2 separate regions of the Mus musculus genome follow, and region 2 is linked to region 1. Evidence: chromatin loops called from intact Hi-C (ENCODE). Cell type or tissue: left cerebral cortex. All regions are shown on one strand. Each heading gives the region's core, and the rest is flanking DNA. Links, peaks and the distances in the headings are about the cores only.

The links. Hi-C counts contacts between places; a loop is a spot of excess contacts. Peaks named below come from ENCODE experiments on the same cell type or tissue, not always from the same donor. Only the 100,000 strongest peaks of a DNase experiment are listed, where the experiment ranks them.
Region 2: a loop joins it to region 1, with 4 times the contacts of the local background. A loop is called at or near these places in 2 of 42 quality-filtered maps.

Annotation. Positions count from the first base shown.
Region 1 is chr19:44,540,636-44,549,014 of GRCm38, reverse strand. It overlaps Sec31b (Sec31 homolog B (S. cerevisiae)), which reads left to right and starts at 3,167. Exons shown (of 26, transcript NM_001033343.1): 1 at 3,167-3,227; 2 at 5,203-5,314; 3 at 5,626-5,749. The coding sequence starts at 5,236. It also overlaps a transcript of Ndufb8 not described here. In left cerebral cortex, for the core only: a CTCF peak has its summit at 4,083 (motif pointing right); a DNase peak (open chromatin) is centred at 4,087; H3K4me3 peaks cover 800 bases.
Region 2 is chr19:44,160,302-44,162,801 of GRCm38, reverse strand. All of the region lies in intron 2 of Pkd2l1 (polycystic kidney disease 2-like 1), which reads left to right. Among named protein-coding and RNA genes, the nearest start is that of Bloc1s2, 15 kb to the right of the region's middle. In left cerebral cortex, for the core only: a CTCF peak has its summit at 1,092 (motif pointing left); a DNase peak (open chromatin) is centred at 1,079.

The sequences.
Region 1 (8,379 bases), core at 2,537-5,036:
ACACTCATAAAATAAAAAAATTTAAAAGGTTGGTTGTGGTGGTACAAGCTTTTAATTCTAGCACCTGGTGGGTGGGACAGAGGCAGGTGGATCTCTACATAGTGAGTTTCAGACTGACCAAGGTAGAAAGACCCTGTCTCAAAAACAACAACAAAAACCCAAAAGGATTAAAAAGTATAGCAATCAGATTAAAACTTATAAGAAAGCAATAACAGTCACCAGGATGGCCGTGGAATAACGGACAAAGTAGCCACATTTGTAGTCTAAGCCATAAGGCTCGTTGAGTAGAAGTGACTGGTGCAACCACTAAAAAGTCTTGGCTATGGGGGCTTCCAGGCAATCCAAGCAGATATCTGTTAACCTTCAAGGAGGGTAAGAATTGGTGGAAGGAACCATGGTGGCTCATGCCTGAAACTCAACCGAATAAAAGAAATGGTGTAAGTATGGTTTCTGGATTTTGTAAAATTGTGTGTGTGAGATATCCAAAGAGGATGACCTGAGTACAGTGCCTGTCGAGTTTCCCGTGACCACTGACCGAATGTCAGCTCATCTGCAGTGGCAAGTGAGTCAACACACACTCTGTTTAGGGGGTTGCTTCTTGACAAGAGTCTTACTATGTAGCTTTGGCTGAGATTAAAAGTAGAGTGTTTTCTTAAGGTAACTTCATTTCCTTTGGAAACCTGACCCATAAGAAAAATGTGTTTCTCCTGCATCAGTACAAATAAACCCATCAGACTTAGTCACTATTTTATTGCTCCGAAGAAAGACCATGACCGTAACAACTCAGGAACAGTTCATTGGGGGTGTGCTTACAGTTTTAAAAGCTTGGTCCATTATCAGCATGGTGGCAAGCATTGTAGGCATGATGATGGAGATGTAGTTGAGAGCTGCATCCTGATCTGGGTTGTGAGTGGGTAGGGAGGACGGATGGATAAGAGTCTGACTGGGCCTGCCATGGGCTTTTGATCTTAAACCCCACCCCCATTGACATACATCCTCCAACACGAACATGCTTCCTTACCTTCTAACCCTTTCAAAGAGTCCCACTCCCTGGTGACCAAGCATTCAGGTATACGAGCCTTTGGGAGCCATTCTTATTCAGACCATCACATCATTCAACTTAGATATGGGCTCCATTAGTGGATTATCTGGGCAGTTAAAAAGTGCAAAATTAGGGAGTGGAACTGAAAACGTTACTTTTTGAAGAATTCTTAGATTTATTGCGGGCTGCTGAGATGGCTCAGTTGGTAAAGATATGTGGTGAACACCTGATATCAATCTTTAGGCCCTACATGGTTGGAGGAGAAAATCCATTACTTCAAGGTGTCCTCTGACCTTTGCACATGTGCTATATATAGTGTGTGTGCATCCACACTTGCACACAGAATAAATGTCATTTTAAGAAGTTTTTTTTACAAAGATATACTCTTTAATCATCTCATTCTTAAATATTTATTTATTTATATGAATGTATATGGCTGTGTGCCACCAGGAAATGATGTTGGATATTCTGGGACTGGAGTTAGGCAGTTAGAAGCTGCAATGTGGGTGCTGGGACTTGAACCTTAGGACTTTAGTGCGATTTCTTTTGTGATGCTCCATCAGTGTGGTTGGTACTTCTGCTTTATTCCCTAATTTGGGAGTACTTTCCAAGGTTCAGCTGTGTGTGTGTGTGTGTGTGTGTGTGTGTGTGTGAGAGAGAGAGAGAGAGAGAGAGAGAGAGGAAGAGAGAGAATCTCCTGTAGCCCTGGGTGCCCTTGAACTTGCTGGGTAGCTTGGGTACCTGAAGATGACCTTGAACTTTTGACCCTCCACCCTGAAGCCACCACGACTACTGGTTTCTCTAGTGCTGGGAAATAAAACCAGGGTTTCAAGCCTTAGGGCAAGCAAGCACTCTCAGCCAATCCACACCTCTAGTTCCTAAGGCTCAGACCTTGTTCACTCCCCAACTCCACCCCCATCACCGGCTCACCTGTGATAGGACACTTAAAAAAAAAAAAAAGTTAAATGTTTAGTTGTAGCAAGAATGGTCCTGGCACAGATGGTGCCACACATGGGTGTCTATCTGGTTTCAGAACTGCCCATCAGATAATGGGCACCCCAGTTTCAGAGGTGACCCGGGTAGAACTCACCATGCATCAAGTGGCACTTTTGAACCAACTTGGGCATCTTCACCTGCCACAATTACCTCCACAGTTATCTCAACTTGAAAAGCATCTGTGATATCTTCACATTCTCTTTTCCTCTGCCTCAAGGTTTTAACTCTGTTATCAGCGACACCGGGTCTCCCTTGCTCTTGGGCCCCGGCTGTCTTGAATCCTTTCCTTTCTCAGTCAGGAGAGCCAGGGCAGCTCTCCTTCAGTCACCAGTATTAATCCTGACTTTCTTCACCGGTCCCTGGGCTGCTCTATTCCTCTTGTAATTGGGTCCCTGCCTTCCTCTCTTTTTTCTCCAAAGGGATCCATACTGCCAGATACAAAATACAATTGCCACTAGTGCCTCTGACCCAATAATTTTCAGTAATTCCCTGTTAACCGCAGAATTAATTGGTATTCCACAATTTATCTATCAGTACTTGTTCTTGATCAGTCTCTTTGACTTACTGTATGGGAAATGCCAGCATGCCCATTAGCTGCTTTGGCCCCCCTTTTTGCTGAAATATCACCTAGTGTTCTTTCAGCTCCAAGGAGTAATGCCCATGTCATGTGCCTGAAATCTTCCATGAAGTGCCTGGTTCACAGTTGTCTCTTTTTCCACACACAGCCGTTAATCAGTTTGTGGACACCCTCTACTAGTAGGCTCCAGTGTGCACCACTACTATTTACAACCTCGATTGCTTTTTAGCTAAATAGATCACACTGAGAGCTCATGGGCTTCCCTCACTTTAATAACTACATAATAAATTGAATTAGTGTTTTCCCTTTCTATACACAGGAGCCTGACTCAAATAGAATAGACTAGCATGTACTGGTGTGGGGGCTAGAACTGTGCAATCCCAGGGCAAGTGAGGCAGGCCCTGCTGGGAAACCTCTGCGCTATCGCTCTCGGTGCAGATTAGTGTTGAGGAGCTCAGCTAGGCGAGCAGAGGGAGTGGGTCGCCAGCTGTGGCCAGGGCAAATTGACTTTTGGCCCTCGGCAGCCGCCGTCCGCAGCGCGGTGCGCCCTTGGTTGGGACAGGACCGGCCCAGGCGGTCGCCTGTGACCCCTGACCTGGGCGCTCGGAACAGGTGGGTTTCCCCTGCGGGTCTGGGGTCCCGGAGCACCGCTCCTCCCACGGGAGGACGCCGGGGAGCTCGCCTTGACCACACCCGGGCTGCCACGCCTCTGGAGCACCAGTACGAATCCCCCCAGCTGGACCCGGTCCCGCTCCCCTTGCCACACAGTGTCCCCAACCCCGCCGAGGTCCAGCAGCGCTGCGCGCGCCTCCGACTGCCCCCCAAGCCTTGACTTGACCGGGCCCTCAGCCTGCACACTGTCGCGGTGCCCTGGCCAGTGGTAACTGACCGTCAAGCGCCTTGTATGGCAGTCAGCAGGCGAGAAGCCGTGTTGACCTTCTCCCTAAGGACTGGACTGCCAAGGGTCGTCCTCCCTGATAGTGGTTCCCCGACCCTATCAGCCCGCCACTGCTCTGGCTGTTCTGATCCTAACGAGGGTTTTTCTTATAAAATGATGCCTCAGAGCAAAGTGGATGAAAAGAGCATTTCTCAGCCGGGCGTGGTGGCGCACGCCTTTAATCCCAGCACTCGGGAGGCAGAAGCAGACGGATTTCTGAGTTCGAGGCCAGCCTGGTCTACAAAGTGAGTTCCAGGACAGCCAGGGCTATAAAGAGAAACCCTGTCTCGAAAAAAACCAAAAAAAAAAAAAAAAAAAAAAAGCATTTCTCCCGTCCTTCTGTCAATGGTTTAAGCACGTCATGAAAGCTTTGCTTAAATTAATATAATGGTTAAAAGCACGGGGTTTACATTGCGGCTTAGCCGGCTGTTTTCTATGTAAAACAAAGTAACAATTTATAGAAATTTCTAGTTGTGCCTGGCAAATGCGCTGTTGCTGGTCGCTGCGCTTCTGTACAGGATGGTTCTGACCAGCAGGTGGCACTGGTGACGAAATAGTGTAGTTCGCTGGTCACTGATAAAGCGGAGCTTCAGGAGTTTAGAAGCTCCCAGAAACAAGCTTAACTGACAGCCCCAAGCTTTTTTCAAGCTGGAAAGTACAATAGAGATTAAGTACTATTATCGCCTGCTTTTATAGGTGAGGCTGACCTGACTGGGTTGCTCAAGCAGGTCACAAATAGTTCTAAGTGTCCTTCTTTACCTTTCAGCCCTTTCGCTGGCCCGTGAGGATGAGACCTTGAGTATACATTAGAAGTGGAAATCACAGAGTTAAAATGAATGCGGTGTGGGGGCTTCACACTTGCCAAGTAGAGACAGGACGATCATTCTCAGTTACCTAGCAAGTTTGAGGCCAGTCTGGGCTACGGGAGACCATGCGCCCCCTCCCGCAAAAGGAAAGGGTCTGAAAAGATGGCTCTGTTGGTAAGAGCACCCGCTGGGTTCCCGGGGCGCTCACATTGTAGCTCACAGCCATCTGTAGCTCCAGTTCCAGGGGCTCCAACACTCTCTTCTGGCCTCTGAAGGCATTAGGTACCCGTGTGGTACACAGACATACATGCAGGCAACACACACACATATCTATGAATGTTATAATTTTAAATATATTAAGATAAGTTCTTACTTTGTATGTAGTCCACGCCAGGCTTGCCTGAACTTATGATTCTAATGCCTCAGCCTCTTGAATGCTTGGATCATAGATGTACATTATAGCTAGAAATATTTAATTATCCATTTCCCTTGGGAATTGGTACTCAGAGGACAGATGTGTGTCAATGACATAAATACAGGGTTCCCTGGCACAGATACAATATTTAAAACCAAGGGAATCAGGCAACGTCACTGAGAAATTACCTAGTTTGATGGTTATTGTCGGTAGAACTGTAGTAACCAATGTTGATTAAAGACCTTGGGAGTTTAGATAATCAGTTTTAGCCATTGGGTAAGCGAACTGTCAGATGAGCTTGTTTTTCTCATTCTGTTTTTTGCTGGACTACTTCATCTTGTAGAGAAGAGAGACCATCTCTGTGTCCACAGACGCTCCCTGGATCACTGGCCCTAAGATTTTTTTTTTAATTATTATTTCTATTTTTAGTGGGCCAAAGGTCATATATGTTTCCCGGAAACCATGAAGTTGAAAGAACTTGAGAAGCCAGCTGTCCAAGCGTGGAGCCCGGCCAGGCAGTACCCTGTGTATCTGGCCACAGGTACGATGACACGACAGACCAGGAGCTACTAGAAGTCAGCCATCAAAGGAAAACTCAGTATCTAGAATTCCTTAATGACCATGAGAGACAGCTGTAGGATTATGTCAGGTTGGGTACCTGGTAACAGCCTTGGACTAGGGCCTGAGGGCGGCACCTCATGCTTTCCTTGCGGTTACCTCTAGAGAAAAGGATGCTCCTATCTCTCTTCTGTTCTGTTTCCTCCCCGCTCCCTAACCTATTAGTACCCAGTATTTTCCCATGCATACATTGTTGCTCATTTGCTGCCTCTTCTTTCCTTTCCATGTGACTAGGAACATCTGCTCAGCAACTAGATGCCTCCTTTAGCACAAATGCCACCCTGGAAATATTTGAGATTGATTTCAGGGACCCTTCTCTGGACTTGAAACACAAAGGAATTCTTTCTGTCTCCAGCAGGTACTATGTTGGGTCTATGAGTGGGTATTCAGGTCAGACCCTGATGGATATACTGATAGAGGGTCCTAGGGGTGGTGTGTGCAATTCAGGGATCATGGGGGTGAGAAGTATGGGGAACAGGAGTTATGTTTCAGAGGAGGTCGTGCTGGTCAAAGGGACTTGAGAACTAACCACTTTCACCTTACTAGGCAGTGGCAGCAGCAGCAGCAGTATCAGGCAGCGTGCAGGTGATAGAGCTATCTTGCACAAGCCAGGACTACCTGTATCAGGTCTCCTTTTGAACCCATGGACATTGATTCCTCCCTCCCTTGGCTTTTGTTAGGACAGCAAGCTTACACAATACCACACTCTTCTGCCAACAAGGAGGATGACGAACGATCTCTCCTCATGGCTCTTGGGTGTTGATTGGGTGTCGCAGGTTTCGTGGCTCTTGCGAGCTGGATGCTCTGCTCGTAGGTTTCTTGGCTGTCTTGTGCAAGAGCAATGAAAAGAGGATCATTGATCCTCTCCTTTATAATGGCAGAAATGGCTGCAAGAAATCCTTGAGGAGCTTGGTAGGAGAGCACTATCACTGGGACCCTTCAGATTCTACTCAGTCCTCAGAATAAGCCTGAATTAGACATGCCACTACTTCCATTTTACATGGGCGATGGAAGCCTTAAGAAGGTGGACTTGGAATGGAAGCATGTTCCCATCTGAGTGCCAAGTCTTCTTCCTAGTATGTCACAGCTTTTGTCTTTAGACAAAGTCTTGCTAAGGCTGGCTTTGAACTCACTGTCCTCCCAACTCATCCTCCTGAGAAGCTGGTATAGATATGTCTCGCTGTACCTGGCTCTATTCCTTTTTAAGGGCTTTGTGGAAAATGGCATGTATAGCCTGACACAATAGTCAGCAGGTTTTTGTACTGTCAGGAAAAAAAGTGTAAATATTCACTATAGTCCACTTCATATTTAATAAGTAGTATACACGTTACCACACTACTGATCTTATATAGATATCAGGTATCTATATAAAATATGTAAGTATTTTTCTTATAGCTCAGGACATTTTCTTGACCGCTTTAACCTAGAGATTTTTGGTCTCTATTGCAGCCTTCCATCTGATAATTGGTAGGCCCCTATTCTATCTTCCCTTCTGCCAGTCATCTTATGCATTGCTGTCATGGAAAGCACAGTTGTGTTGGGTTGTAGCCTAGCTGTGATGCTAATTAAGCTGTGTGCTTTGGAGTGAGTTACGTTGGTTGCCTTGTATTTTCTCACTTACTTTTGAAGAAGAAGAAGAGATCATACAAGATAATTTCTTTTTCTTTTTCTTTTTTTAAAAGATTTATTTATTTATTATATGTGAGTACACTGTAGCTATCTTCAGACACTCCGGAAGAGGGCATTAGATCTTGTTACGAATGGTTGTGAGCCACCATGTGGTTGCTGGGATTTGAACTCAGGACCTTCGGAAGAGTAGTCAGCGCTCTTAACCGCTGAGCCATCTCACCAGCCCATACAAGATCATTTCTAAGACCCTGCCGAGACATGCACCCAGATCGTACATCCAGTCTCTCCCCACTTTCCCTGTGGGATTTCTCTGTCCTTTGTTTCCCCTTAAAATTTCTTAGGAGGGCTGTCAATGTGGCTCATGAGGAAAAGGTGCTTGCTGCAAAAGCCCAGCAACTGGAGTTCAGTCCCCAGAACCTACATAACGTGGAAGGAGAGGACCAAGACCATGATGCTGTCCTCTGACCTTCACATTGGTGCTGCAGCACACACACCATGAAAACCACAATATTAATAATAAAAAGATTTAAGAGCCGGGTGTGGTGATTCACGACTTTAATCCCAACACTCGGGAGGCAGAGGCAGGCGGATTTCTGAGTTCAAGGCCAGCCTGGTCTACAAAGTGAGTTCCAGGACAGCCAGGGCTATACAAAGAAATGCTGTCTCAAAAAACAAACAAACAAACAAACAAACAAATAAATAAATAAAATTTAAGCCCTCAGCCCTTCTAGGGGTTTGAATGAAAATGGCTCCTATAGGCTCTTACAGAATGGCACTATGAGGAGGTGTGCCACAGACTGGACTCAGTCGGTCCCTCAACCTGTGAGAGAATCAGGGTTCTGGTACTCAAGTGGACAAAGAGTCTATGGGGTGACAGACACCAGAGAGAGTATTGGATCTGAGTGCAGTTTCTCAAAGTGAGCATCAGACTTATATTACAGAAGAAAGCAAGGAAGCTAAGTGATACATCAAGGTACATTGAGGTTACAGAGGAATGCATACATAAAAGCTGACAGGAACCAGGCAGTGTTTACAACTGGGATAAAAAGCAGCCCCACCTAAGGTCAGCTTAGTCCTAGAAGCCAGGGGCAAGGCCTTTATGCCCTTGCCATAGTTCCAATTCTAGTCTTTTGTATAATCCACCTTCTTCCTAGGCCATTGTAAATTCCTGTATATGGGAGTGACTCAGCTGTTATTCTAATTATTTACTCCAGTTCCTTCTTAGACCACAATCTTCCTTCTTCCTAGGCCATTGTAAATTCCTGTATATGGGAGTGACTCAGCTGTTATTCTAAGTTTACTTTGTAGAACTAGTCCTGAGATTTCTAGTTCTTATCCAGTAAATTGTAATGCCTGACT
Region 2 (2,500 bases), core at 1-2,500, 380 kb after region 1:
TTATCTATCACAATAGTTTTGTAAATTATTTTAAAAGTAAAGTGTTGGTTTCCCTGGGGATAAGGTCATGTTAGTGACCCCATCTCTAGGGATGGTTTCTTACCCATTCTCACTTAAGATCTTGGCCTAGGCTAGCAGGAACTTGTAAATAAGAAAAGGAATAAGAAAAAACAAAACAGATAGATTGCCATGAGAACTACGGCTCAATATTTTTTCTCCAGCGAAGAGTTCCACAATCGGTTCCAAGAGGCCTCCTCATTTTGAGGTCATTCGCCTCAGTCTGTGGAACTTGTCACACAGATCCTACTGGAGTTTGTGTGGCACTAAAGTATGGGCCATCTTTTCTGTTCCCAGGAATTGAGAGTATTTGAATGGAGAAACCAAGTTTAGACTTTAATCTAAAAAGATCTTAAGGTTCCATCTTGGTGTTTTTACACATACAAACTTTAATTAAAGATTCGTTTAGGGGAATGAATACTGGATTTCTGTGTGTTAATAAGCATTTTACCTGCTGATGGCATTTTTCTTAGAAAACATAAGTTTTACTGTCTCAGAAAATAATCAGAGATTATGAGGGTCAGGCCTATAGCTCAATGGGAGATAATTGTCCAGCATACTCAAAACCTTGTGTTCACTTCTCAGCACTGGAAAAATAACAAAAGCAAAACCAGATGCAAGGGCAGCTATAATCACAGCACCTGGAAAGTAGGGAGGTTCGGGAGTTCTAGATCAGCCTTATCTACACAGAAGTTCAATGCCAGCCAGGGCTACATGAAACTCTGTATCAGAACAAGCAGGCAAGGAGGCAAGGAGGCAAGGAGGCAAGAAGGCAAGGAGGCAAGGAGGCAAGGAGGCAAGGAGGCAGGCAGGCAGGCAGGCAGGCAGGCAGGCAGGCAGGCAGGCAGGCAGGCAGGCAGGCAGGCAGGCAGGCAGGCAGGCAGGCAGGCAGGCAGGCAGGCAAGCAAACAGACAAAAGACTGAAGCTACTAAGCTCCCCTAGGTAGTTGACAGCAATTCAGAGCTACAATAGTTCTAAGCTTTAATTTAACCTGGACTAGAAAAACCCTGGGGCTAAGAGTACCACCTAGTGGCCACTCAGCAGTATAACAATCTCAGCATCTGTCTCTCTCCAGATACTGTGGACAGATAACCTCAGACACGAGTTAGAACTAAGGCCATGTCCTGGACATTGTTATTAGAGTGGAATGGGATAATTCGAGGAACAATGATCCTGTCTTTGCTAATGCCCTTCCACGATGAAGTATGATGTCTGTAGCTGTAACCAGGGATCTCTCTAAACATGCTCCAGTCTACAAATCTTTCTTTTCCTAAATTGGATGGGAAGGAAACGTGTGTCCCAAGATCCGAAAAATAAAGTTAGTGTTTTTATTCGTGTGTATTTCTATACATCGTGGTGTACTTGTTTATTTAATTTACTTTGTATATGCATACATACACATGCCATTAGCATGTATGTGGAAGTCAGAGGACAGCTTGTGGGAGTCCTCTCCATCTACTCCATGGGTGATGAGAACTAAATTCCTGATATCAGGTTTCCATCCCTCATAAAGATACCTCATTCAAGTATATCAAAAACTTTGATTAGACTCACTCCTTAATAATAACCTCCCCTTTTACCCCTTTCTTCTTCTTCTTCCTCCTCTTCTTCTTGTACCTTCCTTCTATACCCACACCCCTGTGTGAGTGCTTGTATGTGGCGTGTGTGTGTGTGTGTGTGTGTGTGTGTGTGTGAGTAAAATCAAGCTTGGATCCACATGTGAGAGAAAATATTTGGTATTTTTCTTTCTGGGTCTAATTGCTTAATATAATGATCCAATTCCATCTCTTTCTCTACAGATGATACAATTTCATTCCCCTTTGCCACTGACTTTATAGTACATATGCCGTATTTTCTTTCACCTGTGGACAGACACGCAGGCTGATTGCATAACTTGGCTGTGAACACTGCTCTAGTGAGCATGGGCCTGCAGGTGACTGTTAGGCTAGCCTGTCCTTTACAGACGTTCCCAGGCATCTGCAGACAGAGCACACTGTAGTTCTAGTTGTGATTTCGTGAGGCGCCTCCACACCGATTTCTACAGTGGATGGTCGCATTTATGTTCCTAGTCACAGGATATGAGGTTTCCTTCCACTTCCATCCCTGTCAGCATTTATTGTTGTTATTTCCTTAATCATGGCCATTCAGGCTAGAGTGTGGGAGAATCTTAGCATGCTTTTGATTGGCATTTCTCTGATGCTAAACATGTAGGATAGTTTCATATGATTAGCTACTTGTACTTCATCTTTCAAAAACTGTTCATTTCACTTGCACATGTATTGATTAGACTGCTTTATTATTTGATTTAAAAAACTCTTTATATATTCCTGGTGTTAGCACTCAGTTAGATGTGCCACTAGTAAAGACTCCTCCTGTGCTATGGGCTGTTTCTCCAGACATTGGTGCATCTTATCACACACTTTTATTGCATTGAGGCCAATC